2 separate regions of the Homo sapiens genome follow, and region 1 is linked to region 2. The links are chromatin contacts, found by Hi-C or POLR2A ChIA-PET in ENCODE. All regions are on one chromosome and are shown on one strand. Each heading gives the region's core, a stretch centred on a gene start or an enhancer-like site at or near the end of the contact. The rest is flanking DNA. Distances are from core to core; before and after follow the strand shown. Region 1 overlaps AHCYL1 (adenosylhomocysteinase like 1). Region 2 has its middle 27 kb from the start of EPS8L3.

What was found. Hi-C counts contacts between places; a loop is a spot of excess contacts on that map. ChIA-PET counts read pairs that join two places held with the same protein, here RNA polymerase II (POLR2A). Pooled maps may share reads with other maps.
Region 1: a loop to region 2 is called in a pooled map, with 6 times the contacts of the local background. The contact joins two enhancer-like sites. A Hi-C loop is called at or near these places in 1 of 168 maps with a recorded cell type or tissue (IMR-90) and 6 of 50 pooled maps. POLR2A ChIA-PET finds 5 or more read pairs at or near these places in 5 of 52 experiments (AG04450, BJ, GM12878 and 2 more).

What each region holds. Positions count from the first base shown.
Region 1 is chr1:110,010,112-110,013,262 of GRCh38, forward strand. It overlaps AHCYL1 (adenosylhomocysteinase like 1), which reads left to right. Exons shown (of 17, transcript NM_006621.7): 3 at 1,103-1,246; 4 at 2,251-2,351; 5 at 2,786-2,888. Among named protein-coding and RNA genes, the nearest start is that of STRIP1, 23 kb to the right of the region's middle. RefSeq lists an enhancer at 2,333-2,382. Within about 2 kb of position 1,665, at least 7 of the 41 ENCODE cell types and tissues checked have a DNase peak (open chromatin) inside an H3K27ac peak, as active enhancers do.
Region 2 is chr1:109,789,495-109,793,107 of GRCh38, forward strand. No RefSeq gene overlaps it. Among named protein-coding and RNA genes, the nearest start is that of EPS8L3, 27 kb to the left of the region's middle. RefSeq lists an enhancer at 1,666-1,725. Within about 2 kb of position 1,462, at least 16 of the 41 ENCODE cell types and tissues checked have a DNase peak (open chromatin) inside an H3K27ac peak, as active enhancers do.

The sequences.
Region 1 (3,151 bases), core at 415-2,914, 220 kb after region 2:
AGAAAAATTAATTGTGAAAAATTGAGTTATGAGAGGAAGAACGATAAAACGACTGAAGAAGGCTTTTAAAAAGTCTTCAAAGATCTTGACGGCCATGTTACAGAAATGTATTAGAGCCTTTTAAAAAGCTTAGTGATATGGTTAAAATGTCATAGTGGGGAAGATAATCTTTAGTAGTATTTGTGTTAGCTGGACAGGAGGAGGACCTGTACATAGAAGTCAGTCAGTGAGAGAGTCCAGGTATACTAGCAGAAACCGTGATGAGGAAAGTACTCAATTCAGAGAGGAAAGAAGTGATTTGAGAGGTAAGGAATGATTGTTGTATATCCTCTTGCATATCTGTCAGATAAGTGGTATTTTTAGCTTTTATGTGAAACCACTTTTTAAAGTTGATCATTTTGACAGACTTTCCCAGGGCTATCAGTAGAACCAGAGCTGTTTGCCTTTTGTGCCATTTCTTTCTTTCTCTATTCCTTGAGCACAACTTAGTGTAAAATCCCTTGTAAGACTATCTTATCACTTTTGTCTATATCCATGGTTCTCAAAGTGTGATCCTCTGACTAGCAGCATCAGCAACACCTGGTAACTTGTTGGAACTACTAATGCTTAGGTGCCACTCCATACCTGCCAGATGGGAAACTGGCCACAGGGTCTAGCAATATATGTTTTAACAAACCTTCCATGTGATCCTGATAGATGCTTGAATTTGAGAACCAGTGATCTATAGAAATAGCATTCCTTATCTGCCCTAAATTATTCTTCTGTTTTTGCCAGGTCTGGTTCCAATCCAGATGGGACCAAGTACCTCTATTATCTGGGATTACTATAGCTGCAGGTTTATAATCAGTGGTCCCTTGTCATAGGCACTAATAGCACAGTATTGTTAGGGTGGGTGAAAGAGCTGCAACATGGAAGTACCCACAACAGTTTCATTCATACCACCTATTAGAACCTAGAGGAGCAGAACTGAGAGCGTTGTAAAAGGTAGCTCCAATTAAGGGTGTTCCCTTAACTTAAATGAAAGTCCCTTGGGGACTGCACTCTGTAGAGTTGGGGACCACTGAGGTTTTTCTATCCTTGTTTTTTTCTTTCCTGGCTCTAGCTGCATCCTACACAGATAGCTCTGATGATGAGGTTTCTCCCCGAGAGAAGCAGCAAACCAACTCCAAGGGCAGCAGCAATTTCTGTGTGAAGAACATCAAGCAGGCAGAATTTGGACGCCGGGAGATTGAGATTGCAGAGCAAGGTAAAGAAAGGGAGTGGGTTAGGGGACCAGAAACAACCCTCTTGTTGGCCATCAGAATCCACAAACAACTTAAGACTTGAAAGCTGACTTGAAAGTGTACTGGGAAGAAAGACAGTATTATGGACTTTCGGATAAACACTTCTCTCTCTATGGAACTTAAGTCTTGGGATTTTGTTCTCTCTTCCTTCTGTTCTCAGCATGTGGTGATTACACACAGAGTAGTTTCTGTTTTCCTCCTTGCCCCACCCCACCACTGTATTCAAAGATCTACATGGCAGAATTGACAAGTCCTAGATCACTACGTGGTAGTTGGTTATATGGGATCTTACTATAGCTGCCAATGGCAGAGACCCAGATTGCCCAGAAGCAGCTGATGAGGAAGGGTTTTAAGGTAAGGATGTGGTGACCTAGAGTCTTGTTTGGTCCTGAGCACCCTCTGCTGGAGCAGAGTAAAAGTGACTGACAGTTAAATCTTGGTTTCTCTACCCCAGCCACTCCCAGTAAGGTCCTCTTTACTCTTGTGTTGTTTACACATTGAAGGCATGTTCTATACTGAGAGAGAATAGAGAAACCAAACAGACTGACAGGACATGGTAAGACAGCATAGAAAAACAGAAGTTAGTGGTTTCGGCTGAGGGTACAGTCTTTCTGGTCTGATGATTATATATAGGAATCTATTAGCCAATGCCTTAACTATTTTCCTCTCTTCCCAAATGAATGATGAGACTCACCCTTCATTTTGATCAGTTTTAAGGATTTACTTCATTCTCTGTTCAGTCCTCTGTGTATAAAGCTGAAGCAGTAGAGGAAGAGAGAAACTCCAAGTGGTTGCATGACTGCTCTCCACTATTACTGTGCCGTTGAAGCTGCCAGTCGTCATGGAAATAGGCTTAAAGTTTTTCTGCCTCATCTCACCATATCTCAACAGATCCAGACCAGCCCTGGGGCAGGAACTGATGATACTGCTAGTGCAGACCTAGCTCAAATCCTCTGTTCTTTCACAGACATGTCTGCTCTGATTTCACTCAGGAAACGTGCTCAGGGGGAGAAGCCCTTGGCTGGTGCTAAAATAGTGGGCTGTACACACATCACAGCCCAGACAGCGGTGAGTTTGTTGGAAGAAAAGAGGGACTTCTGATAAGGGGAAGAAAGAAATCAATTTTTTTTTTTTCACTTTTCCTTTCCTAACTCGCCAACCTCCAAATGCTAACTATTAATAGGATCTCCCTGTTACACAATAATGGGGTTTTCTGGGTTTTTTTTTAATATGTAAACCCACTTTCAGCAAACTTGACCTAGGAAAGTCTAGATTTGCAAACATATGATTGTTATAAAATGTTATAAAGACTTTTAGAAACCTATGTTTTATGCAAAGTTAAATACCAGTGCACCACCTCGCTGGAGTACACCCTTTTGTAACTTTCCAGTGTAGCACCTGTTGGTGCAGAGTTGATAGGTATTGCTATCTTGATGAGGCTTGCTCTCCATTCCTGGGTGGCCCTTCTCTTCCTCACCCTGTCTTCCTACACTTCTACACAGGTGTTGATTGAGACACTCTGTGCCCTGGGGGCTCAGTGCCGCTGGTCTGCTTGTAACATCTACTCAACTCAGAATGAAGTAGCTGCAGCACTGGCTGAGGCTGGTAAGTTCGGTTTTTTCCCACCAACTTTGCCCCAAAATAGTTATCCAAACATATAACTTTTTTGTATCAAAATTGTCATTACAATATCATATATGTCTAGAGGCTATAAAATTGTGCATGATAAAAACCTCAACAGGAAGAAAGTGGATAATAAAATTAAGATGGATATCCATGGTGGAATATTATGTAGTCATTAAAAATGGCCTTTGAAAATAATCTAATGGCATGGGGTCATGCCCAGTTCTAGTGTTAGTTGAACGAGG
Region 2 (3,613 bases), core at 212-2,711:
AGCATTTACTGAGCTGTAGAGATATCCTGGCTGAGAGCTCAGGCTCTGAAGCCTGACGCCTGGGGCTACAGAAATGAAACCCTCCCGTCCCCTGCTCACCTCTGGTGCACCTGGAGCATAAAGAGAAAAGGCAAAGGCTCCACCGCTGGATGCTGGCTTCACTTTGGCTTCTCCCTGCTGCCTAGTTACTGAGAAGAAAAAAAATACGGCAGGAAGCCCCATATAGACCATTTTTTCCCTCTGTTCTGTGCAAGAGTTACCTTGGTAGTCTTCAGGTGACTCAGCACTGGGGTTTACTATGGAGGGTGGGTCTGGGGGTGGCGAAGGGGAGCAGCTTTCTGGGGACTTTCAGACACAGGAGTAAGGAGGCCATTTGTGTTTTGGGGTCTGTAAAGAAGGAGCCCCAACCCCAGTGTGGATCCTGGGGAAGGAAAAGGGACTCAGACTCTGACCGCAAGGGGTGGACCTGAAGCCCCAGCAAACTGTCAGCCATCCTCTGCCATCCTTGAAGTCAGCCCCCAGAAGATGCATGTGGCCTGTGTGGTGCTCTGGTTGGCACAGGACACTCAGCCTTCTGACCACGTGGGAGCAGTTATCCACAGGTGCCACCTCAGTGGGAACGGGTCAGCGTCCTGGTTCTCCTGGCCAAGGTGCAGAAGTTGGAGCCTCTACCTCCCCCTCCACTTTTTGAGTACATGAGACCTGGAGGTTCTTGGGCAATTTGAAAGGAGAGGAAGATTCCAGAGGAAGGTATGTTTTTCTTTCAAGTATAGTAAATTAGGTCTGGATGGTTTTAATTGAAATTATACAAATCGAAGAAATGCAATAGTATTTGTACCTCCAATATCTGCTATCACTCAGTGGTCACAAAAACATCAGTTCCTATTTATCAAAAGCTTATGGTATGCCAGGTCTCCCATTTACATTGTTTTATTTAATCTTCAGGACAAGGTAGGTACTTTCTGTCACCATTTTACAGATGAGAAAACTGAGGCTCTCTACAGAGAGGTTAACTAACTTTCCCAAAGTCACACAGATAGCAAAGCTGTGGATTGGGCTTATAACCCACATGTCTTTCACTCCAAAGTCCTTCGACCACAAGGTCCACTCTATTGCTCTGTCTGGGGGTTCTCTGAATCTGTGGGGACCCCAGAAGATATGGACCTGCAGGGAGAAGCCATGGGATCTGGAGGCCCAAGGCCTAAGGAGACCGTGGGGCCTCCTTCAGGTAACTGTCTTCGGCAGCAGCTGCATCCCATTACACTGTGGACAGCAGTCTTTAGAAAGCCACCTTCTCCTGGGCTGCAAAGGAACAGGGTGACCACAGCCTATGAACCCTTGGGGCCCCTTGAGTTCCCACTGCCTGCCCGGCAGGGTTTCACAAACGCATTGACATTGATGTTGACAGGGCAGCCTGTGTGGAGGGTGCAGGAAGCCCAGAGGCCTGTGGCTGCCAGCATTGCTCAGAGTTTCCGCTGAGCTCTTCCTGCAGGGCCCTCCTCAGGGCTCTGCTAGCCAGCGCCCCCTGTCTTGAGGCCTTCGTGGACCCCAGCTGGCTCTGAGACAAGCTCAACTGACTCCAGGGCCTCTGAAGGGCTAGGAAGGCCCCATTTTCTGGGTGCCGAGCCTTGGGTTAGCTTCAGAGGCCCTGGTGATAGCCTCAGGATATCTGAAGGTTTCTTAGGACCAACGCCACCAGGTGGGACAGAGGCAGTGCTACTTCCAGTCAGAAGATCCAAGTTCCACTCTCAGATCCAACACTCGCTGGTTCTGCAACCTCAGGCGGGTGTCTTTCCCTCACCGAATTCCCTCCCCTATCTACCTCACAGGGCTGTTTAAAACCCTTGGCAACAGGAAAACACTCGGCCAGTATTGGTGGCCCTAGTAAGGCTGTGGGCTGACTGTGGGCCTGCCCCTAATTGGTCTTCTCACCTGGAAACTCAGCGAAGAGGCTGGACTTATGGGTTCCAGAAGAGGGGCAGGGCATTCCAGGAGGAGAGAGGGCTGAGCCCAGGCACAGAGTTCAGAACACACAGGAAAGAATTGAGCTCTGTGCCAGAAACTGTTCTAAGCATTTTACACATAATAACTCATTTACCTCTCTCATCGTTCCCATGAGGTAGGCATTACTTCACCCCATTTTACAGATGAGGCAATGGAGGCACAGAGGGGTAAAGTAACTTGCTCAAGATCCCATCGCTAGAAGTGGGGAGCCAAGATTTGGACCTGGGCAGTCTGGGAGGAGACCACCAGTGGAGGCAGCGGTGGTGGGACTGGAAAGGTTGGGAGAAACGCCAGGGACTGGGCCGCATCTGCCCTGCTCACTGCTGCAAGGCCAGCGCCCAGAGCAGTGCTTAGCACATAGTAGGTGTTCTTAGCCTGTTCCTGATACATGAGCTCCGCAGGTGTGGCTACCTTGCTTGTCTGGGGACGCTGACATTTCACACAACACAGAGAGGTTGGGGTTGCTGCCTCTGCCTTTGGGCTGAGATTCAGCCCTTTTCAGTGGGGCTATTGGACCCCTACAGCGGGAGGGCCCCTTGTAGGAAGGCAGAAATTTAAAATCGTTCCTTAATCTCCCTTTGGCCCCCTCCTGTTAGGGCCAGCCTCGCCTCCTGTACCTCCCTGGGGAGTGTTTTTAGCTCCCAGAACTTGGGATCCAGGTGGGCTGGGGGGCTGGGGGAATGCAGACAAACGGAGAAGCATGTTCGCTGCCGGCAGAGGCTGCTGAGAGACCAGCCTGTTTGCATGGCTGGAGCGCTGGGGGCTGGTGAGAAAGGAAGCTTCCTACTCTGCAGCACTCAGACCCCACTAGGAATGTGGCTTGGGGCCAGGATCCCTCTGGGCAAGAAAGGATGACTCAGCAGAAACAGCGTCCTGGCCCCACAGGACAACTGGAGCCGCTGCCCTGGGGGCTGGTACCAAGTGGCAGAGCTGCTGAATTAATGACCCCTCCACCTCAGCTTCATCTCCACCCTCCTACACCTCATCCCCCACTCCCACTCTCCCAGGCCTCCTTTAGAAGCCGTTCTCTGGGCTGGGGTTTTAAGACTCTCAGAGTGGCAAGACCTGGCCCCCTCCAGAAACTTTCAGACGGAATTGGGAGGCGCCCCGAGGCTGGAATTGATAACTGGCGAGGGGAGGCAGCCAGCCTTCGAGGACCCCCGGGCCTGCCAAGGGAGTCAGCATGGAGTGAGGGGTGCATGGGGCAGTGGCGGGAGCTGGCCTGGGCGGGGGCCTGGGGAATTCCAGCCCAGGAGAGCCAACTGGAAGCACATGTGTTTAGATGGGCACGGAACCCATAAAGCTGCTTCTTCCAGCCCAGCTTCCCAAGGATTAAAGATCTCAGGAATCCTGGGAAATCTGTCTCCTTGTCACCAGAGGCCCCTCAGGACACAGGCTCCCGCCCCACTTGCACCTCAGGTCCTGAGCAGAAGTGGATGATGATGGTCGTGGTGAAAATGTGGATCTTGTGAGAGTCGGGGTGCAGCTGCTAGCGTTGTTTCCCACACATCCTGCTGACCGCTGTTACCTGTTTAATCCCAGGTGTTCCCCAGGGCAGCCTTATCAGGTGGATAGGTACCAGTATTACCCTCATTTTCTGCAGAGGAAA